3 separate regions of the Homo sapiens genome follow, and all the other regions are linked to region 3. The links are chromatin loops, found by intact Hi-C in ENCODE. Cell type or tissue: sigmoid colon. All regions are shown on one strand.

Region 1 (8,000 bases), 170 kb after region 3:
CGAACTTCAGAGCCAAGACTCCAGACTGTGCACTGTGATTAATGACTTGAGTGAAAGGTCTCAGTTGAGGCTGAACAATTAACTTGTTCTCTTCACATCTCAGAACTCTCCACGGCATAGCTATGTCTCCCCTGATTGTACACATTTACTAAGATGCAAGCCAGTCTGCGGAGCTTCGAACGTGTCATCATCAGACTGTTCCTGACAATGTGGAGAGCCCTGGTATTTGTCAGGACTACTTCAGTCGAATAATCTGCATTGACTCTGCATGCATGTGTCAACCTTTCAGTTCAAGTTTAAGAACCATTGTAAATGAGGCAATGACATTGGCCTCAATCTATCTCACACACACACACACACACACACACACACACAACTCCACAGCTCAGAGAATTGCAAATGGACAGCACATGGCCTGGCATGCTTCTGGCCATTCCCAAAAAAAGTTCTTAGGGAATGTAATGTCCATGAGATTAATGGCTCCCTCTTGTCCTGCCTTTATCCTCTGGAATAGGTTTCTCTAATCTCTTTCAGACCCTCTAAAGCATTTACAGTATAGCAATCACTCCTCTTCAGTCTACACTGAGACTCTGATAAGACCTGCTAGAACCAAAGGAAGTCTCCAAACTTCTTTCCTTCTCTCCTAGAGGTGAATCTGTAGACAGGAAAGAAAGGCATTTTGAACATGGAAGTACTCAAGCTGGATATACTCAAAGAATCCAGTTTTCTTGTTTGATCTTCAAAAGCTGCTTCATTTGGGGCAAATGAGTTTACCAAAAGTGGATATGGCCCACACCAAAGTAGGATTTCAAGGGTACCGAGTGGCATGTCTAAGAACATCCTCCCATCTGACCTGCCACAGGGGCTGGTCCTTCCACCTCCCCTGTCCCTGATTCCATCCACAACCACTTCTTTCAGTGAAGGCACTCTACTTTCAGGGATATATTTTTTAAGACAAAAATAACAACACTATTGATAATAATAATAATAGAAACAGCAGCAGCAACAATATGTATACAGTAGTCCCTCCTTATCCACTTTCTGCATGGTTTTAGTTACCCACAGTCAACTAGAGTCTGAAAATATTGAATAGAAAATTCCAGAAATCAACAATCCATAAGTTTGAAATTGCATGCCATTCTGAGTAGCATGATAAAATCTCACACCATCCTGTTCCATCCTGCCCAGGATGTGAGTCATCGCTATGTCCAGTGTGTCCATTCTGTATATAGAATCGGCCGCTTAGTCACCTAGAAGCTGTCTCAGCTATTGGATTGGCTGTTGTGGTATGGCAGTGGTTGTGTTGAAGTAACCCTATTTTACTTAATAATGGCCCCAAAGTGCAAGCGTAGTGATGCTGGAATATTCTTATAATTGTTCTATTTTATTATCAGTTATCGTTATCTCTTACCATGCCTAATAATTATACTAAACTTTACCACAGTTATAAATGTACACACAAAAAAATAATACAGTATACATAGGGTTCAGTACTCTCCATGGTTTCAGGCATCCACTGGGATCTTGAATGCATCCCCTAGAGGTAAGGGGACTACCATTCAGCACTTCCACAGTAACTATTTGAAACTATTCATAGCAACTTACATAATCCTCACAACAACCTTAGTAAGGCAGGTGTTATTATTGTCCCTATTTTATGGAGAGGGAGATGCAGAGTGGTCAAGTACCTTCTCCAGAGTCACAGAGTCAATAAGTGGCAAAGCCAGGATTCAAACCCAGACTTCAGCCTGATGCTCTTGACACTATACTATCCTGTACTCTGTCCCCTAGAGGTACTGGCACCCACCTTTTACTGTTGATGAAGTTAGAGAACCAACACTTCTTACATAGCGCCTGCTCCTATACAGGAGTCCGGCCTAGTGAGTTCTGTTTCTGTGGCACCTCAAATGAGCTCTAAGTCTCTTAGCCCTAGTTGTCCTTATGTGTAAAATCAACATGCTGATAAGACCTATCTCACAGGGGCTTTTTTTTTTTTTCAGACTAGAGTTCTAAGAATCACCGGGGCTTGTTGAGGATTAGTGAGAGAATGTATATGCAGGGCCTAGCACAGTGCCTGGAAAGGGGTGGGTGCATAACATTGGTAGCTGTGTTCATTACTGAGCAAATCTGCTAATATTGGTGAATGGGAAACCAAAGGGGTGAAGAAGATGAGGCAGAAACCCTCACAGCTTGGAGATGGATGTAAAAAAGCAGATAAATGTAGCAGCCCCAGAGAAACTAGAATAGTAGGATACTCAGAAGTACCAGCAAGTTTTACTTACCCTCCTGGTCTGACCCAATTTACACAGTCTCCATGTTAGCTTATCTCCATGAAAGAAAGAATTCTACTTTAAAACATAAACTATATCAAGAACAAAAGAACAGAAAATGTCCATCCTAGGGGAATTCGAATATTCTCCCTGAAATTCCTGATAGAAAAGCAAGGAAGGTAGCTGAAGCATCCTCTGCAGCCATGTATGGCTGTTTCGGAGTCAATGCGTGGAGCTGCATCCTTCATTCTGCATTTCCTACATGCTCTTGCCAACCCCTGACATATCACATTCTTTGCATCAATAAGTGCTGGTGCCAGAACACACTAAATTGCCTTTGACTACATTTAACTGATCTAGTATTTTTTTATGATTCTTTCTTGTTGTACCATTTTTCACGTTTGACTTTATAATTCTCTGCTGACTTTAAATAAAGCTTTGCCAGACTACCCAAGGTGGTTTTTAATAGAGATTTAGGGGCTAGGTTGTGTTGTGGTTTGGATTCAGATTCTACTTCAGCAACAAGGGGAAATTAACGAGGTGGTTTCATCTCAAGTGCCCATTTATACTCGGAATGGACAGAGAGTTTATCTTCTTCCAAGCCTTGTAATCATGACACTACAAAGTGATATTCAAGAAATAAAAAATTATGTAGCAATAGCTTCCACACCGCAAAACCACTACACAGTGTTCCTGCAACCCCAGATGACTAGGATAATATTAAGACAGCAATGGAATTACTTTCTGAGTGACAGAGAGGATTCTGACCACATTCTGTCCTATGCCAAAGACAATGCTTGTTCTCCTAGAGATACAGGAACTCAAATGACCCTACACCAGCAACGTTAGCTCCTTCCTGATATTCCTCCCTCTTCTATGCTATCCATAATCCCCGACTCCTGCCTAGCTGAAACACTGGAAGCCAGCTGACCCTCTGTCATGGGGAGAGGTGACATGACTGGAAAGAAACAGAGCCAGACCAAAAAAAAAAAAAATCGGTCCCCATAATGAACGTTTCTTTTGAACAAAAGAATAAACTTGACTTAATTATTTTTTGAAAATATAAAATTGATAACTTAATAAGATTTTGGTTTTGCCTTTTCATTATCATGCAAGACTTGCTTGATGTTAAGGAACAAATATAACATATGTAAAATAATAAGAGCTATCATTTTAAAAATATCTGTCTACCCATTACCAAGCTTAGAAATAAATAAATCCCATTGGTCGTTCCTATCAGGTCAGAATTTATTTATTTTTTTTTTTGTTTTTTGCCTCCACCTACCTGCATTTTGAGTTTTTCATTTTCATGGTTTTCATCCTAGTTTTGCCAAAAATGTAAGGACCCTTTTACAACAGTGTTTTGTTTGGCACTTTCAAGCTTTATATAAAGGATATTATATGGTATCATTCAGTCGGTTTCTTTTTCTTTTGATTTTTAGATTTGTCCATATTGAATGTTATTTCACTTTATTTAATGAATCATTTTGGGTTGTTTCCGGCTTCTGTTTTTTTGTTTTGTTATGCTATGAGTATAGTTCATATTGATCTGAGCATGTATAATAGTTTTTCCTGTGGTAGAGTCCCAGGAGTGAGATTTCTGGAACTTAGGATTGGCATATATATTCAAATTCACTAGAAAATAATCAATTGTTTTCCAATAGAGATACATTAATTCACAACTCCCATTGAAATAGCTTTTCAGTTTTTGTTGCTCTACAACCTTGGTAACACTTGGTATCACCAGATTTTTAAATTTTGCTGAACCACTGAGTACAAAATGTATTTTGTTGTTTTAATTTATATTTTCATATTTAATTGTTTCTTTATAGACAATTATTAGGTGACTTTTGGATAGTTTGAAAAAACTGTTTATCCCAAATAACCAGGAAGTGCAGCGTTTATATCAAATAGGTATGATTATAAGTCTACATAGAAAGATACTAGGTAAATATATATAATATATATATGTATGTATGTGAGTCAACATAGCTACATTTATATTTTTATCTTCAGATCATACCTATACATATAGCAGGAGTGGCAAGCTAGCTCCCATGGGCCAAATCTGGCCCACTGCCTGTTTTTCTAAATAGTCTTATTGGAACACAGCCAACCCCATTGGCTTCCATATTGCCTATGACTACCTGCACACTAGAATGCTAGAGTTGAGTGGTCATGGCAAAGACTGACCTGCAATGCCTAAAATGCCTACTATGTGGCCATTTGTGATAAAAGTTTGCTGACCCACAAATTAGAACATCTCCATTTACAGACTATGAATACTTCATATTCAACATTCTCTTCAAATCCAGTTCTTCCAAATGCTGATCCTCACAATGGCTTCACCTGCCACAAAGACACTCATGCCAGAAAAACCTGGGAGTTATTTCATGCTCTTCCCTCCTACACACATTTACAACCAACATGTGGCTACTACCCAAGTATTTGACCTCCTCAACACGGCTCCTGTGATGTCCTCATCTGCCACTCCTTTGTGCAAGCCTTATGCTGACCTAGGCAACCCTTCAGCTAATGACCAAACCCCATTTGTCCCCATTATCCAATACAAATGGCTTTTCACAGCAAATGTCACAGTTTGCTGCATTTATTTGTCTGAGTTTCTGTCTGCTAGGTCCTCCTAAACTGTAAGTTCCTTGAGGCAGGGACCTTTGCCATTTCTACACATGTACAGTGTCTTGCATAGCAAATACCTAATCATAGATTAGCCTCCTGAAGGCTGTTCAATCTTTCTCAGAAACCATTGAGAGCCTGACATGGCAAGACATTTGTGGCTGCCACTATTCAGTAGGGTTTGGAAATAGTTGCTATTCTCCTAAACCACATGGTGGAAAGGACTAGGGGAAAGAGACTCCTTGTCAATATCATTTAATGCAATCGTCTTCACATGTTTACATGCAGAGGTGTTACCAGAACAACTCATTAAAAACAGTAGATGCCAGGGTGTTACCCAGTTCCCTTGAATTAGAATCCTTGGAAATACGTGCTTAAGCACTTTTACTTTATGGTTGTTCCCTAGGAGATTCTTATGTAGGCTTGAGAAGCACATTTCTAATAATGGCAGCTTCCTGAATACATCCTTCTAGCTCTACCCCACTCTACCACATTGCCCGTGATGGATAGCTATCAATGCACAGGAGCCCCCAGGCCCTTTGCTTGGGTACCAGAGGTTCCCTAAGATCGTTCACCCTTTCTCAGTGGCCCAGAAGAAGCCTGATTTGAGGGGATAACTGTGTACTTTCCTCGGGGCTACATTTTGATTTCTAATCTCTGTTTTTCATTGAATTGGTTGCATTCCTGGTTAATGATGGGGTCTATCCCCTGCACTGAGCATCTTCACTGCTCAGCATATCTAAAATCAAAATCTCCTGCTCTATCCTAGCACCACTCCCATGCATGTACCACACCTCCTAGTACTCGCCTGAGGGAAGAAGCATGCAAACATTTGTACAATGCATATATTATTAGAATGCCTGTTTTAATTTTTACTATCCTCTTCATTTTCAACATATTACAGATCATTTAATATGTAAAAAAACAAATGTTAATAGAAGGGTTAAACCAATGATGATACCAATAAGATGCTGTTAGTATTTATTAGAGATTTTTCTTATTAGACTTAATTTTTTCTTAAATTGCATGTGACCCATTATCATTATGCTTGGTGGATAATATAACAAAACAAAATTACCAGTCCATTTTACTCAAGAAGAACATCTAAGGTTCCTTGGGTTTTATAACACCAAGCATAGCACAAATTTAAGGAATTTTTCCAGTGCTGCACTCGGTGATTTTTAGGGGTCTATTTTCCCCAGAGGCATGTAAGTACTAAAATTGCATCGGATTATGTTTTGCTCTCAGCGGGTGAGAAAGTGCATAGTCAATGGGTTATTTGCCATTCTTTATTTCCATTTCATGCAGTCACACGGAGGTATCTCTCAGGTGGTTGTTGAAGTTTACTAGACACTCAGGAGCCATCCTGTGCTTTCTCTAAATGGCATTTATAATCTATAACCAAAGGGACTGTCCATGAAGCTATTGGCGTAGTATACCTAAATTCTGCTCATGTTAATTCAGGCTACAGAGATAAGACCTTTCGTTATCAGATTCCAATGTGGAGAGAAGCTGCATCATGTATTTAAGCAATATTTTTAGGATGACAAATAGAGATACAAGGTTTTATATAAAAGGACTAATAAAGACAGAACATTTGGAATCAGTATATAGGGAATAACGGCCTTCAGAACATGCAGATCAATTAATAAAGGGGATATGCAAGAATCACACCAGTGATTTTGCCATACCTTTATCTATCTGTAATAAAAGCACTAAATTCTGTCGATGCAGTATTACTCTGCTTTCTTTTAACCAGATATCTCCAATTAGACATTATTTCCATGCTTCACTAGTATTCTGATAATTGACGCTCATAAAGGGATTCCAAAACATTCAAAAAAGCCAGAAGTGCTCTCCTAATCATCAAGAAACATTAAAATGTATTCAGTGTAGTTGTATTGTTGTGTATTGTATTGGGGAGGGGGCAGAATGGAACAGAGGAAAGAACACAGGCTTCAGGTGTTAGAGAAACCTGGTTTTGCGTCTCATGGAGGACACTTATTAGCACTGGGACCTTGGGTAAACAAGGAAATATCTTTCTAAGCTTCAATTTCCTCATATATAAAATGGGGATAATATCCAACTTTATGAGATGTTTCCCGGATTAAATGAGATCACAAACATATGTAAAGATTCCAGTACAGTGCCTGGATCTAAAGAATTCACTCAATAAAGAATATTTTTAATGCTGATGTCTTCCTCTCCATTCTCAGTAGATTATAAGCCATACAATATATGCACGTACCTCTATATTTTTCTCCATATTTCTTTATTTACCAGCATATTTGATTCATGTGAATGTCCCATTCCTCAACAGTGACAGAGTACAGCAAGTTTACTGTGGATTCTCAACACTGGAATATTTAAATCTGAAGAAGAAAAGGGATGTTTTCACAGAAACAATTTATCACTTGGCCTTGGGGAAACAAATTTGCAAAGTCTCCAAAACAGTTATAAATCACCCAAAGTTATCACCTTCTTTGAGACTTTTTATTATTATTATTGCATGAGTAAAATATTAGCATATTTTAATAAAAACTCCAATACTGAAAAATCTGAAGTCCTTTTTCACCCTCTTCCACTCTCTTCCACTCCAAACAAAGTCCTCTCGTAGAAGTAACTATTGTTAGGAGTTTTGTGTCTACACTTTCAAAACTATTTCCAATTATTTATAGATTTCTGTGTGTGTCTGCATGTGTGTATACTTTTGTGCTTTTAAACACAAAAAGGTGTATAGCACTGTACTCTTAAATAAATAAGTTCTGCCAACACCATACAAATCTTTTGCACTCAAACATGTTTTTGCTCAAAAATATGTCTTGGAGATCTTTCTGTTATATTAGTATTTTGCTTACCTTAACCTTTTTTAAGTGCTGCATAGCCTTCAATATTACAAATTTACCATATTTTAATCATTTCTTTCCTGACAGACATATAATTTTTGTATGTATTTTACTACTAGAAAAATGCTTCAATGAATATCATTCTGTGTATTTCCCTTTAGCCATGTGTAATTGTTAGGTTATTGGCAGTATGAATTTTATTTTGCTCTTTGAAAATTCAATTTGTTTATTCTTGAACATGGTCCAAAGC
Region 2 (8,000 bases), 120 kb after region 3:
AGCCAGGAGTGGTGACACACGCCTGTAGTCCCAGCTACTCAGAAGGCTAAAGTGGGAGGATTGCTTGATCCAGGAGTTTGAGGCTGCAGTGAGCCATGATCCCACCACTGCACTCTAGCCTGGGTGACACAGCAAGAACCTAATTCTAAAAAAAGAACAATAAAATAAAATAAAGGATCAGCTTCATCTTACCTTAGTAAATGCCCCAAGCCTCCTCTCTTCCACAGTCTCTAGGCTACTGCAGCACTGGCTTTTGTGTCTAGCTCTTGGCTATTTCAAGCTTGTTCCAGCCCCAAGGATTTTGACCTAGCACATTATTCTGCCTAGAAACTGCCCCATATTCCTGGAACGGCCTAACCTCTTTACCTCCTGCAGATGTCCACTCAAATGCCACCTTCTCAGCAACGGTTCCCTCATCATCTTTCTTTAAGGTAACATGCTTCCTGCACCATACTCAGGGACTCACCAGCATATCACCTCATTTGATTCTCAGAAAGTCATAGTACTTATGACTTTCTGAAATCATCTTGTTTATTGTCTGTTGTTTGCTGTTTCCCCCGACCCCACCTCTGCTGCCACAGCTGTATCCCTGCCCCTTTGGTTTCCCACTATACCCCTAGTCAGGGCCAGCTACATAATTTCCAGGGTCCAGTACAAATGAAAATGCAGGCACTTGTTCAAAAGGCAAGAGAAAAGCTTTTCCTGTTTGTCTGTAAGCTCACTAATGCTCTCCTCTCTTTCTCTCAACCTGTCATAGTATTTCTTATTTAATATGATACTTACATAGTTACTTCCTGACTATGCAGCAAGTACAGATCCTCCCAGGTACCCAGGGTCCTTACTCTGTGACCTGGAATACAGGGCATGTGTACCCAACCCCAACTCTCCCTGTGGTTGTGCCCAGGCCTCTGCCATGGTGGGAGGGTGAGGAGAACAAGTGGGTTAGAATCTATGTCAGGGAGGCAGAAGGCACTGGCAAATTCTCTGAGCCCCTAGCATATACCCCACTACCTTCTGGGACTTCACTCAGAAAACACAGATTCAAAAATAAAATGATTAAGAGTCTCAAGAAGATGGTGATGCTTAAACATAAAACCCCAAGAACAAGGTCCCTTTCTAAGCATGATGCCCATGAGTCCACATCAGCCCCTAGGACAATGCCAGGTATGCGGTAAAGGAAGGAATAAAAGAATAAGCAAGTAAATAAACGAATAGTTCCACAAACCACTTCTGTTTTGCTGTCCTGTGGGCACACTGGCTTGCTCTTCATGAACAAGAACATACCATCCATTGAGTCACTGGAGCATACCATCCATTGAGTCTCATCCACTGAGAGCATACCATCCATTAAGTCATTATATTGGAAGCTCAAGGGCATGGAAAGATGAATCAGAAGAAGCCTCCTTCATATAATTTGCAGCCTAGCACAGGTTGAGTATCCCTAAGCTGAAAATCCAAAATCCAAAATGCTCCGAAACCCAAAATGTTTTATGTACCAACATGACCCTCAAAGGAAATGCTCAAATGAGCATTTTGGATTTTCAGACTGGGGATGCTCAACAGGTAAGCATATAATGCAGATATTCCAAAATCTCCCCCAAAACCCCAAATTCTCAACACTTCTGACCTGAAGTATTTTTGATAAGGGGTATTCAACCTGTAGTACAGATACAGCAATGTTCTCAAACCAGTCCCCTATGAGGTAGAAAATGAATAGGAACCTGAGGTATAGAACGATGGCAGCTCAGAGATCTATATAGCTTCAGAGATCAAAAAAGCTTTTATGAAAGAGGTGACATTTAAGTGGGCCTTTAAAAAAGATGTGAGATTTAGTCATAAAGAAAATCCAGGAAATGGTAACGATGTCAGCAAAAGGTAAAAGGCAGAAAGCCAGAAATATGAACAGTACAGAGGTAATTGTGCTCAGGAAGGAGAATTGGAAAACAGCTTGAATAGGGAGTTCAAGGCCAAAGACAAAGAATCATGAAGACACTGAGTATTTCTGAGCAAAAGACTGATATTGTCAGGCAGTAATCTAGCTGCTCTAGGATACAGCTGTCTAATATTAGGTAACAAATTACCACAAATCTAACAGCTTAAAATAATACATATTTGTTGTCTCACACTTTCTGTGGGTCAGGAATCTGGATACAGCTTAGCTGTGTCCTCTGTTTTAGGCATCTCACAAGACTGTTATCAAGGTACAGACCAGGGCTGGGGTCTCATCTGAGGCTTAACTGGGGAAGCTTCCAAGCTCAAAAGATTGTTGACAGGATTCAGTTTCTTGTGGGGTCTTGGGTAGAGGGCCATAGTTCCTTACTGGCTGTTGGCCAGAGGCCACCCTCTGCTGCTGCCGTGTGGGCCTCTCCAACATAGCTTCTTACTTCATCAAGATCAGCAGGAAAAAAGTTTTCTACTAAGGCAGAAGTCACAATCCTATGTCACTTAATCATGAAAGTGACATCCCATTACTTTTTTCGATAATCTGCTGGTTACAAGCAAATCACAGGTCCCATCCACACATAAGGGGAGGAGATCTCACAAGGGTATGAACACCAGATAACAGATATTATAAGGACCATCTTAGAAGCTGCTGCCACATCATGGTAGGATGACTGGATTGGTGGAAAGACTAAATTACACAGGCCATGAAGGAAATGATTAGACTCAATGAAAAAGCACTAACTTTAGGAAGAACAGATATTTTCAAGTGGTATAATTCACAGGACTTGGCAACTAGTTCTATGTGGGAAGTAAAGACAAGGGAGAAAATAAAAGTTCCAAGGTTTTGAACTCTAGTAACTGGAACTACAGGAGCAGTTAAGAGAAAGAGAGAACAGAGGAGAGGCTGGTTGCCATTGTTTTGGGGGGAAAAAGAGAACGTACTGAATTCGAGATCCTAGAATACTATTCAAGGTGACCATATACTTAGCAATGCTAAATTTCAGGAATGCTATGAAGGCTGGAAATCTATATTTGAGAGACATCTGTACACAAATGACAGCTCATGGCATGTGATTGGATAAAGAAAATGGAGCTATCTCCAGTGATTTTATAGCTTGGAATGAGGATGCCCTGGCAACTCTCTTCTTGTGGGAATTCTAGCCTGACTTTTAGGTTAAAGTTATTCAGAAGGGCCGGAAGAGGACCTTCAAGTCAAAACAAAAACTTTAGTATGTCTGCGAGTCTGCCAAGAGCCAACTACTTCGAAAACTGATCCCACCAGGATTTTTCCAGAGACAGAGAGGTCTAGATGCAGGCAAAGGCCCCTCAAAAACACAAGCACATACACTGACATGTAAATAATAATAACAATATTATATTGTTTCTTAGTATTTTCAAATCAACTTTATTAGAAATTAAACCTTGGGATCACCTTTATTTCATTTTGCAGATGAGAAAACTGAGCCTTGCTCTAAATCACACAGACAACATCTATGACCAGAATTAGTGATGATCACTTTCTTCCATGATACAAAATTTTAGACCTGGAATCTGAATCTAAGATGCATTCTCCTAGATTTTCATGCACAAAGTCAAGGACCTACTTTATTAACATAAACACAAATGAGCACACATTTCCCAAAGCTATCAGAGGTTAATTAAATTTGGAAGCCCCAAAGACCCAAATTTTCCAAGTGAAGAAATGATCTTGGAATACTGCATCAAGTGGGAATAAGGAACTCCTGGCCTCCCAAGAGAAACCATCCTTTTCTGAGAAACTCATGGAAAAGGTTAAGGAAACTCAGCTGGCTTCCCAGTTGTTATCTGGTACGAAACTCAGCAAACTTTCAAGCCAGACCAAAAACCCAAGGCATTCCCTGTTGCCAATCCATATCATAATCAATGTTGATTGAATGTCTGAATGTAATTTGAATGAAAAGCATTTCAAAGCACAGAGGTTCTGTTCCCAATAAGTTTAGTCTATATAATCAAATGCATTCTTTCTGGCCCAATCAGCAGAGGCTTGGCAGAATAAAGGACTTTGGTATGAGCAAAAAAATCCAAGCTTAAATCTTACAATTGCCCCTTTGAGGGTCGTTGACTAGGCAAGTTTTACAGTGGTGTACTGAAATGAATACTGCCTCTATGCAAAGCAACAGGAGGTCACATTATAATTAGAATGCAATCAGTGGAATTGGTTATGGCTTGGTTTTCTTCCTGAAATGACAATCTATGCCACATCTGCCATTACATTAATATTTTCTGCATTACTAGAAGAACAGAGGGAGGGAGCTGGGGGGAGGGGGACGTCAGTGTCTTTCCACTGAGCAGCTGATAGAGTTGTCTTTAGCTAGAAGTCCGCATGAGCTAATCAAGGCCCAAACAGTTCACCTTTAAAATACCCAAACCATCTGGCAGGCTGTCCCATGATAAATCTCAATGATAAATGTCTCCGTTTTGATGTTACAAAGGAGCCGCAGACCTGCTCGGTTCTGGCACAGCTGAAAACATACTGGCAACAGTAGAATAGAACTCAGATGTCCCAAAATAGAGAAGTAAATCATTTTGACCTGCAGGGCATAATATATTTAGAGAAAGCCTGATTGTAATAAAAGGGTTGGACTCATCACAGTTTGTGCTCTAGGAGTGGCAATATATTTTTTGGTAATACTTTTCGGTTAGTGAAAACTCCAGCATGTACAATTTAAAAGCACTCATTCTTTTTCTGTTGTTCACCCCCTTGTTTTTGTGAGTCTTCAGGCATTTCCCTATGCCCCTTGTGAACTACAGCAGTCCCCTCTCTCCGGTTCTCCGACATCCTGCAGGGGAACTGTTGAGGCGAGCATGCCTTCAAAATGATTAATCTGCTCGCCTTTCAGAGGTCTGTTTTGCTGGGCCCATGGCCACTGCCAAGAAAGGACACACTGTGACCACCAGCACCAGGAAGCGAAGGCACAGCCTCCAAACTCAAGGTTAGCCCAGACCTGGTGCCGAGAGGGAATCGTAAAATAAATTATGCCGTGTGGTTTTGGAAGGGAGACTTTTATGTCCAGCCAAGCTTCAGAAACAAATTATGAAGTGGTCAGTTGGCCTTATTTATTTCATCTTTTTCCCCCACAAAGTTAGGAAATTAATTAAACAGGGATATGGAGTGTTAAGGGCAAAGTACGAAAGCTTCCCAATGCTAGTGGCCCCTGCCCCCTTCCCTGGCTGGCCTGAAGCTCAGAGTGAAGGAAGTCAGCCTACCACAGGCATGGCCAATAAAAACAGGGCCTCATCAGTTCCAAGGCTCCTGGGGAGCCGCCTGGGACCTTGTGACAACTGAGCAAAGCCCGGCCTCCTTCTCCACCCTGGTCTGGTTGGTAGCAATGGCTTGACCGATTCCCTCCACAGCTGCTGGGGTCACTTTCTGCTAACTAATGGGAAAGACAGACTTCCCATCTGCCCCCTGACAAATGGTTTAATAAAATGATTTTGCTCACACACCGAAAAGAGAAGCCAGAAACCAGCAAGGGAGGGGACGTGTCTCTAAGAAAAGGGGTTTCAATCTCATCCTTTTCATCTCCAGACAAGTTGAGGGAAAAGAGGGAAGGCAATTTCTCTGGGTGAGTAGAGTTGCGTGGCGTGGCAGAGGCTGTTTCAAAACTTCTGGGGGCCTGCAGCAATGAGAATGTGATTCCTCAGACTCTCAGGAAAATAAGTGCAAGTAAATTTGAGGTAACTATTTTCAATAAAACTTGAAAATATATATATGTATACTGACAGTCCATTTGGAGAGGAAAAGACACAATAATTCATTGGCTGTTGGCAACTCCATTGGAGACAAGTTACCCCATACCTTCCTTCTTGTCTGCCCTGGGCCAAACAACACATATCTAGTTATTTGACTATCTTCCCATAAGTCAGTTCTAGTGGTGCGGAGAGGAGACACCCACTGGATCATCGGCATCACCGGCTCTTTAATCATTTCTCTGGCTCTCACCTGAGTCCTTTCCAGGTCACTGACATCTTGGCTGATTCAGAAATGTGTAGAAAAGAGCAAGGTATTTCAGCTGACATTCCTGCAGGTTCACTGGGGAAGTAGAAAAGAAACAGTGGAAAGGGGCCCCTCTCTCTACTGGGTAAGAGAGTGCACGTGAGTGGCTATAGCTGAAAGAATCGCATCGTCACTTTCTTTCTGCACCATATGGTCTCTCCCTCTCATATCTGATTTATGACTCCCGATCACCACAGATCCTTTGGCTAGGCCACTTTCCACATGTCAACCTACTGTTGAATATTTGGATGCCAACATTTCCCCCAGGGAAAAGAAGAGACAAAGAATAATGATGTCTTTTCTTCTGTCCCCCACTGCCTCCCTACCATGTAGCGTTTCTAGTTTCTAGTTTGTATCATCTGACACAGGAAACCCAGGCTCTTTCTCTAGCCCTTCAAACGTGGCAGCTTCCAGCCATCATCTTCAATCAAAACATGCCCATAGGTTCAGGGGGAAAAACCACAGCCCATGGTAGGATGCTAAAGCCCTTAACTAACTCATCAATTCCAATCTACTAATTGGATTCCAATCTTCTCTTTTCACAAGGAACTTTTTGTATCAGGCAGCCCCAGAAAATAAATAAAATAAAATAAAGCAAAACAAAATGTCATCAGCACTATTGTATAGTACTATCTCTTACAGTTATGCAGTTTATATTCTATTCTCGCCAATTCAATTCAATTCATCGTGTTTTCACACTGTTTTAGAAATACAATTATTTCTTGATTGCCAGTAAGTGTTGAAAAATATCCATTCATTTGATAAATAATTATTGACTACCAGGTACTACCCTAGATTTAGAGCTACAAAGAGAGTTCTCAAATAATTTGACAGTCTGGCTAGAGTCATCTAATGTAAGTCTTAGATTAAGGAAAACTAATATGGGAATCTGAATACACAACAGAGAAAAGAAAAAGAACACATAAGCAAAATAACACAAATGGCTCTAATTCATGTGGTGTGGAGGCAATGCACTTTTGGGAATGGGTTCAAATGTGCTCATCAGTGACTACTGTCAGTGTTATGAGGTGACAATGTTTGTGGCATACAAGTGAAGCCAAGCTGCCCTCTGATGAGCCAAGTCTGCGTTTCATTTCCATCCAGATCCCCCATGTTGTATGGGCTGAGGGGCAATGACTACAATTGTCTGCTAAACAAACTACAGAGGAGAACCAGCTGAGATTGTTGGGCTATGAATCCAAAGATGCATATTATATAGAAAATATAATAATGAGGCAATTATGAGAGTCAGCCAAGGATACAATGGGGTGGAGTCATTGAGCAAAAGCTCTGAAAAGTTTGGAGCTGAGGGAGGACTAGAAATATGGTTTAATTCAGGTTGGTCACACTTCATACAAGAGGGTATTGCACTTACTTGCTCCTCCTGTAGTTATTCTTCTGTGGTGCCTTATTTAATCTCAGCAGTGTGTATCTATTCACCTTTTCAAGGTCAGGTGAATGTGCTAGCTTTAAGTGAAGAGTTTAGAAGTAGTATGCCTGGAACTCAAAAGCCTACTCTTCTTAGATATGTTCTACTTATGAGAATTAAGCCTAAAAGAAGGCACAAAAGAGAGGGATCACATCTCTTTTGCTGTTTTGATTTGAATTTTATTTTGTATGCCACTTGAGTAATGGCAAGCATGTTTCAGGAAATAACAATGGGAAAAACCCCTTTGGAAGATTAAACCCTGGTGCCCTTCCAGTGATTAAAGCATGCCTGGGCACATTCTCATCCAATCAATTACTAAAATACAAAAGCAGAGCAGATCAAGGTTGATAATGACATTGTATGTTTTTAAAATTAATAATAACAGTAGCACTGTAGGAATAGTAGTAATCCGCCTTGCATTCTGTTGTGAAGAGCCACACATTCAGCCCCCACTGCTTGATCACATAGACAAGTATTTTCATGGAATCAACTGCCCTCCAGAAAGCTGAGTGAGCTGACTCAAAAACAACACAGGGCCTTCATCCAAGGAGCCATAACTGGACACAGTGTAACCCCAGAGTCAACAAACCA
Region 3 (8,000 bases):
TTTATTTATTTATTTTATTATACTTTACGTTTTAGGGTACACGTGCACATTGTGCAGGTTACATATGTATACATGTGCCATGCTGGTGCGCTGCACCCACTAACTCGTCATCTAGCATTAGGTATATCTCCCAATCTATCCCTCCCCCCTCCCCCCACCCCACAACAGTCCCCAGAGTGTGATATTCCCCTTCAAACACCGCATATTCTCACTCATAGGTGGGAATTGAACAATGAGATCACCTCTTCTTAGTGTAATGGGAATAAATACTCTTCTGTAACAAGGTGGTTGTAAACATGATATAAGTTGATGTGCATATGGCATCTAGCAAAGTTTCAAGTCTTTATTAGGTATACAAAAAATGCGATTTATCTTACATAGGAGACACTATGCATTGGCTCCCTTTTATCCTGCCTTCCTCTACTATAACAGCATGAAAACTGAAACATTTGACTTTCCAGCCTCCCAATGACATGATCTGGGTAATGAGAAAGAGACAGACATCTTTAGGAAGCTGTCTATCCACAAATGAAAAGCGAATGCCTCATAAGGGAAAGACATCCTTCTTCATCTTGCTTTGGGTGAGGAAATGATGCCAGGAGCAGTAGCAACCATTTTGAGACCATGAGGCTAAAATGCACATGCTGAAAAGGTAGTAGGACAGAAAGACAGAAAGGACCTGGGTGCCTACTGATCTGCTCTTTCAGCCACTATCACTGTCCTGGGCTGCCTACCTCCATTCTCACTTCTGAGTGAAGAAATTAATGCCTATGCATTTCAGTCACTATTTGTTAGATTTCTGTTGCTGAACACTTTTCTCATGATTTGAGAGAGTTCCTTGTATTTCCCTAGACCACAGAACACACATATTTGAGTGACATATCACCCATCATCAAATAGCCAATGTGCTACTTTTGTACAGTCAAAGATTGCTTTCTATAGGTAGGACTCAGGACACCAGGTTTAGGTTGCAAATTGTGAATCTAATACTTCTGTTCATTATCAGCCAGTTGGGGAGCTGGCTGGTTATAGTCTAGAATTAAATGTTGTGGTCACTTAATGAGATTTTAATCCCCAGGGACAAGATGAGTGACAGGAATTTGGGGAGTACTGTATAGCTGATACAGAGACAAACAGGTCAGGATTCAAATTCTGGAATTGCTACATACTAACAGTAACCACAAATAATTAGCTTCAATTCTCTTGACATCAGTTTTTGCCTCTATAAAATGAAGATAATAACTCTTATCTTCTAGAGTTAACAACTAAGATCAAGTATTGTATTATATGTAAAACAACTAACACAGTGACTAGAAATCATACTGACTAACAAAAAAAATAGCCGGAGTTATAAATTACTAAAGACCATAAGAAATGTAGTCCGCCATTCACTTACCTGCCATTTACAAGAACCTATTATAGGCCAGGCCCCAGGACACTAGAAGCAAAGAAGAAAATCAGGTTCTTGCCTCCTACCCCCTACTGTGGAGCTTATATTCACACGGCGGAAACACAAAGTGAACAAACAGGTAAAGGACTCAATCCTCTAAGAGGGTAGAAAGAGGTAGGAAGAAAAATAGAGTTTAGGACTTCAGGAGCAGTAGTGGGTGAGATGTCATCATGGTTAACAGTGAGCCATGCTTCGGTTTTCATAACAGAAAGTTTCTCCCCATTTTGCTTAAGGGATGATGAAGGACCAATGAACCCATCAGTTTGGTTTACTAATTTAGTATCACATAATACTGATTACCTATGAAACTTAGGCCCATTAGAAACACAAATTCTTGTGATTTTAACAAAATTATTTAACACATAAAAAGGTGCAATTCATATCTTTTGCAAGATCTGAACACTGGATAAGTATCACAACCCCTGTCCCTTTTTCTCATCCTTCAGCCTCATCTTGCTATCTACTGAATAATTTTCTTCCAAGCCCTGCCATTGAATGTGCCCTCAGACACTGAAGAGGACCTGAGACAATTGGTTGCAGAAGGGACATTAAAAACACGATATCCTTTGTCTAAAACGTTTCTAATTATTTTTATAAAGTGTGTGTTATTTTCTAAGACCCCATGCTCCACTGACATATTTAGTTTATTTTATATGTGGAGGAAAAAAAATGAAAAGCTGAACTAAGTCTGTATTTTTCTGTTCAAGTGAAGCCATTGCTCTCCTGTGTCTCAGCCTGTTTTTGTCCAGCGAGATGGCACTGCCACTGGCAATTTCCTTTCTCTTTTAGCTACCCTGGTCCTTCCAGACTCACGGCAGAGGTACAAAATATTGACTTGAAAAGTAATTAAGATATAAGTATTCCAAAAGAGAACACATGGTTATTCGAAGTCATTGGACACCGTTCAAAAGGAAAGATCTATGGAATACAAGAGCTGAGAGCCATCACGCTGTTTCTCCTCCACTTCTCACATTAAGGAAAAAGACTAATTATAAATCTCCAGCAAATATGACCTGGTAAAGAGTTTTCAAACAAAAGCCTGCACTGAAAAGGATATCTGGCAGATCTGGGTACTTGTTTTCACTAATAACCATTAAAGTTGTTCCTAGTAAACCATTTTACAGCAACATTAGAAATATCAGAGTTTACGTTTTCGTTAATGAATTGCTGCAGAATGTAAGCGCTGCACCACGTCTCCAAACGGCTCCCATCCTCGCTTTGTCTCCGTTGTGCTTTTTTTCTCCCTTAACATTTCATTTCCAATGACACGTCAGCCGTCTTTCACCAACCTCAAAGGAAAGTTGAATGCGGGGCTCACAAAGTTAAGCTGACATTTGCTCCCTTCCAATAAAAAATATTTAGTCCATTAAACATAAATACCTGTCATTATGATACATGGACTGGGTGCAAACCTCCCGGTTCCCTCTGATGTTTATTACATCCAAACAACTGCAGTGCCTGCATGTTTTCAACTTTAGTGTATTGATTAAACTTTTAAATGGCTGCCATATAACCCAGGGACAGCGGGAAGATTAATTTGCGTCAATGTTCATCTGTAATTCATTAGCCATTTATTCTTTACAACCACATGGGCTATCAAGAAAATGCAGGCCATTTTTCACTCGGCACAGGCTGAGAACAGATTCTGAAATTTGTGCTGCATACAAATAAGTTCCCTGGGCCTGGCCAGCCAAACTGCTTGGCTTTTCAAAAGTTAAAGTTGGGAAATGGCAGCAGGGAAGGAACGTCAAAAACCAGAAATAGGGAAAAACACACATCCTCAGGGTGCTCAAGATTTAACTGAGTTTGTCCACCATCTTTTCATCCATGGATTATGGTTTCTTATTTCAGCCGGATTAAAATAACAGAAACTTGTGCCTGAACGAGGACCATAAATAACAAGAGTTGCTTTTTCCCATCCCTCCCTTCCCACCCCCCTTTCTAATATCTCCTAAAAGGCTGTTTCTGGCAGAAAACTCCAGCAAGTGGCAGAGAAGTAGAAAAGTGCATAGCCTAGAGGAACTTGGAGCTGTGATCTCAGGGACAGTGGCATTTGAACCAACTCTCTCTCCAACAGTGGAATCTCACCCCGCCTTGAGTTGGGAAGGTGCCCAGCTAAATAGCGGCGTGTTTCCTGAGGGAAGAGGTAAGCCATCTGGCTTCTCCATGTGCCCTCCTGACCCCCTTGGCAGAACACAAAATGCATACTAAAGGCATAAATGGAATAAGCACCCCAGTGGAAAGCCCTTCGACACACAAGCCACTTTGGGGAGGGAAAGAAGGAAGAGTCTGCGTGAGCTCAGGTCGGGGCTGGAGGACAATAAAGCACACGGGGGAAATTTTTCTTCATAAGGATGAATAATTAAAGTGGAGAGCTAAGTGCCCAGGCCTCACTGTAGTTAATAACTGCAATAGCAAGCAGAAAAAAAAAAAAATCAATGGTCAGTATGACATCTGGGGAAGATGGCTGGCAGGTACCCATTTGCAGGACATGTGAAAGCCAGTGTGCAGCTGTACAAGGCAGCAACTCTTTTTCTCTGGTCTGCAGTGCCCACAAATATCAAAGGCACCAGGCATATTGGTAACTTTTGGTAACAGTGTCCATGAAAGAGCCCACAGAAGAGGCCTTGGGGATGAGGCGGTAAATTACCCATTTATAATATAACTGCTCAGGCGGCTTACAACTAAGGATAAAAGGGAGCCCTCCACAAAGGCATCCATCCATCTGGAGCCATCCTTGTCCCTGCCCAGGAGTTGCCCGCACCAGAAATCAGCAGCATACAACTTTTCAGGCCCTCAGGGAGAGGTGGCGGGGGATCATCCTAGAAATGCAGCTTGAGGAGTTTTATTCGGCTTGTGGATGTGACGTGTAAGTTTCAAAAGAAATGCACATGAGTTGTAGAAAAATGCACTGGATGAAACCTCAAGGTCATTAAATCCAGCCCACTGCCACGTATAAGATCCATCAACTTTATCTGTTTTTCTAGTAACCAGTACACTGGGCTTTGCATCTTGCGAGAGCTCAATACATATTTGCAGAGTGATTGATTCATTCAACCTATGCACACAGATTCATTCAACCACTCAACAAATATTTATTGACTGTTTATCATATCCCTGGCACCGTTCTAGAACTAGGATAAAGTGGGGAACAAGTGTAGCTGAAAACACATGGCAATAGGGTACTTCAATTATAGTTGCCTTTTGCTTTCCTGTGGAGGCAAGGGACTTTCTAGCATCCTAGGACACCAGTTTTAGAGGACTAGGGCTATGTTCTTTGGTCTTCCTATGAGCAATCTCTGAAAATGGTGGTGGTTAAATAGCTTATGTTTTGTGAATTAATTGGATAAGAACTAGGATAAAATGAGTCTGAAATTCAAGAAAAACTCAATATACACATGTTTATTGAAAATTTCAGTTAATCTTGATTCCAAGCATAAGTTTAACCCCTACAAGTGAGGTTTGGGTAAGGGTTTATTTTTGGAGCTGAGACTCCACAAATATGCTACTTGCCAAATTTTCTATCATAATTGGCCTTGAGTTTGAGGAACAAAAAGGAATTTTGTGAAGGTTTCAATCACTTAAGAAGCAAATACTGAAGACAACTGTGTCTGCCACACTTTTGGGGAGATATTGTGGGGTATAAAGAATAAATATAAGTCATTATCTCTAGTCTCATGCAAGGACCTTACAGTCTCTTTGGGGAAACAAAATTAATACATGAGAGCTAACTAATACACAATAACAGAGAATTGGGGCAAAATGCTTAACATGCTTTTTTCCTCTTAAATAATAACGAAAAAATATTTATATCTGAGGGAATCAAGTCAACTGGAGTACTAGAACTCTCATACATAAAACTGGTGAATGAAAGCCACCTGAAAAAACATTTCAAGAGCCTGAAAATGCTTTTCGCTTCTCTCCCCTAAATTCCAATTCTTGATGTTTATTCTAAGGAACTAATTCCCCAAAGAAAGGAAAGCTACACAACAAAGATTTTCTCTGCAGAGCTTTTTATGATAAGGGACAGGTAGTAAAGCAAAGATTATTTAAATAATTATGTATTGACTCTATGGACCATTGGATAGTCATTAAAATGGTAATAATGGGGCTGGGCGCGGTGGCTCACGCCTGTAATCCCAGCACTTTGGGAGGTCGAGGCGGGCAGATCACAAGGTCAGGAGATTGAGACTATCCTGGTTAACACGGTGAAACCCCGTCTCTACTAAAAATACAAAAAAATTAGCCGGGCGTGGTGGCAGGCGCCTGTAGTCCCAGCTACTCTGGAGGCTGAGGCAGGAGAATGGCATGAACCCGGGAGGTGGAGCTTGCAGTGAGCCGAGATCGCGCCACGGCACTCCAGCCTGGGCGACAGAGCGAGACTCCGTCTCAAAAAAAAAAAAAAAAAAATGGTAATAATGAATAGAATGGAGCAACAGAGAAAAGCATGAAACCATGCTAACATAGAACATGAAATTGTAAGTTCACTAGAGTTACAACTATGTATTCATATGAAATACTGCAAGGAAATATATATAATTCATAATAGGGAGTTAATATTATAGAAAATATGTCTCTATTTTTTATCAAATGTTCTATGAGTTTATTTTCTTGCTTTTATAATTAGAAAAAGTTCTAAAATGTTTAAACTCTGTGGAACATATACTAAAAGAAGCTTCATGATGAAGGAGCTAGAGTTTGGCCTTAAAGAAACAAATTTTAATAAACAGAAAGAAAGAGAAAAAATATCCCTGGCAAAGAACATTCTCAGCAAAGCCTGAGAATTTGAAATGTGCATGGCCTGAAGCAGGAATAATGAAGAGATTTGTCTGGCTGGAGTTGATGAGGCACTTTAGAGAAATAATGTCAGATAAATGACACTAGATAATTTTTTAAAACTTTGGTTACGTGAGAATGTAACTATTTCCTTTCTACCTTTCCAAACAAACAGGTATATTTCTTACTTTAGAATCCTACTTCAGATGTCCCTAATTTTATGGGTCAAACACTATTAAAAAAATATATCAGAGATTGGACAAGTTTTTATTTTTAACTTTAGAAAATGATTCTGCATTCCTCTTAGTTAATACATTTAAAAAGAATAGTTGACGTCATCTTGAAATAGAAGAGGGTGGATAATGTTTGTAATTTTTAAAACAGTATCCAATAAAAAGGAGCAAAAAAGAAAAAAGAATAATCAGGGTGAGTAATAAGAATTATCATGATCTCAGAAATAATGCTGCAATAGTTAAACAACATGGAACTTGTAAAAAAAAAAACTGAAAGATTAGTGTTACAAAATAGAAGGAAAAGAACAAGATTCTATCACAAAATAATATATACTATGATAAAGTTGATATTTTCTATCAGTGAGGAAATGAAGCACTGTTTAATAAATATTAGGACTAAATGAATTTGCAATCCTAACCAGATACTCCAACACAAGAAAAGTAACTATTAGACAACGATCACCACAAACGATTAGAGACTCTCCAATCTCTAGGGATATACAATAAAAGCAAAGGAAGAAAAAATACAAGAAAATATTGTTAGGTCTAACCATGTAAAAAGTTTTCCTCTGCCATGGTAAAACACCATAAAAAAGTAAAACCCAAATTACAAACTTAAAAAAAGTATGCTTTTTATCATCTATGACAGCTGAAGGATTATTACCTACTTTAGTAAACATTTCTTACAAATAAAAGCAAACATTATTAACAGCTCCATAAGAAGAGCTGTTTATAACATAAAAATAAAAATAGTCAATAAACTCATTGAGCAAGTTGAGTCCCACAAGGCATCATATAAATTTTTTAAAGAGGCATTTTGCTATTTTTTAAAATGGTAGTACGTAATGTTTGTGATCATGTAGTGAAATGAATGCTCTCACACTCTGTTGGTAGAAGTTTCAATTAGTACAGTTTTGTGGGAAAGCTGTCACCGTATATCAAACATTTAAAAAAATCTTAAAACAAGCCAAACCAAAACAAAATCTTTCTCTTTATGTCCTTCTCCCTGCCAAACATATATGAATATGTTTTTGTCTCTGCAGGACAGTCTGGATGGAAGGGAAAATTTACTTTTCTTTGAATATACTTTTGACTTTACAAGAAATGCTTCTAACTTTTTACCATTAAGAACAAAGTATGCTATAGGTTTTGTTTGTTTTAGGTAGATACTCTTTATTTAGCTAAAAAGTTCCATTCAACTCCTTGTTCCTTGACAGATTTTCATTATAAATGAATGCATGCCACTTTTTCAATATACGGTATTTTCATAAATGTTCAACTCTAGGGATTTTTAATTTCCATTATTTTTTATGAGCCATGTGTTTCAATTTCAAAAAAAAATTTTTTTTGAGGCTGGGTTATGAGACTGGCTAATTTTTGTATTTTTGGTAGAGATGGGGTTTCACCACGTTGCCCAGGCTGGTCTCGAACTCCTTTCCTCCAGCAATCCACCCTTCTCAGCCTCCCAAAGTGCTGGGATTACACATGTAAACCACCACACCTGGCCAACAGATGGGGTTTTTCTAGTTAACTTTTTAGTA

What was found. Hi-C counts contacts between places; a loop is a spot of excess contacts. Peaks named below come from ENCODE experiments on the same cell type or tissue, not always from the same donor. Only the 100,000 strongest peaks of a DNase experiment are listed, where the experiment ranks them.
Region 1: a loop joins it to region 3, with 10 times the contacts of the local background. A loop is called at or near these places in 2 of 110 quality-filtered maps.
Region 2: it touches region 3 in a loop (6-fold over the local background); 2 of 110 quality-filtered maps call a loop at or near these places.

What each region holds. Positions count from the first base shown.
Region 1 is chr10:76,345,706-76,353,705 of GRCh38, reverse strand. The region is part of intron 6 of LRMDA (leucine rich melanocyte differentiation associated); the gene reads right to left. Among named protein-coding and RNA genes, the nearest start is that of KCNMA1-AS1, 540 kb to the left of the region's middle. In sigmoid colon, no CTCF peak of the experiment used is centred here; no DNase peak of the experiment used is centred here.
Region 2 is chr10:76,394,517-76,402,516 of GRCh38, reverse strand. The region is part of intron 6 of LRMDA (leucine rich melanocyte differentiation associated); the gene reads right to left. Among named protein-coding and RNA genes, the nearest start is that of KCNMA1-AS1, 490 kb to the left of the region's middle. RefSeq lists an enhancer at 3,523-5,758. In sigmoid colon, no CTCF peak of the experiment used is centred here; DNase peaks (open chromatin) are centred at 4,406, 4,876 and 5,196.
Region 3 is chr10:76,518,993-76,526,992 of GRCh38, reverse strand. All of the region lies in intron 6 of LRMDA (leucine rich melanocyte differentiation associated), which reads right to left. Among named protein-coding and RNA genes, the nearest start is that of KCNMA1-AS1, 370 kb to the left of the region's middle. RefSeq lists an enhancer at 1,763-4,159. In sigmoid colon, no CTCF peak of the experiment used is centred here; DNase peaks (open chromatin) are centred at 2,225, 2,822, 3,112 and 3,592.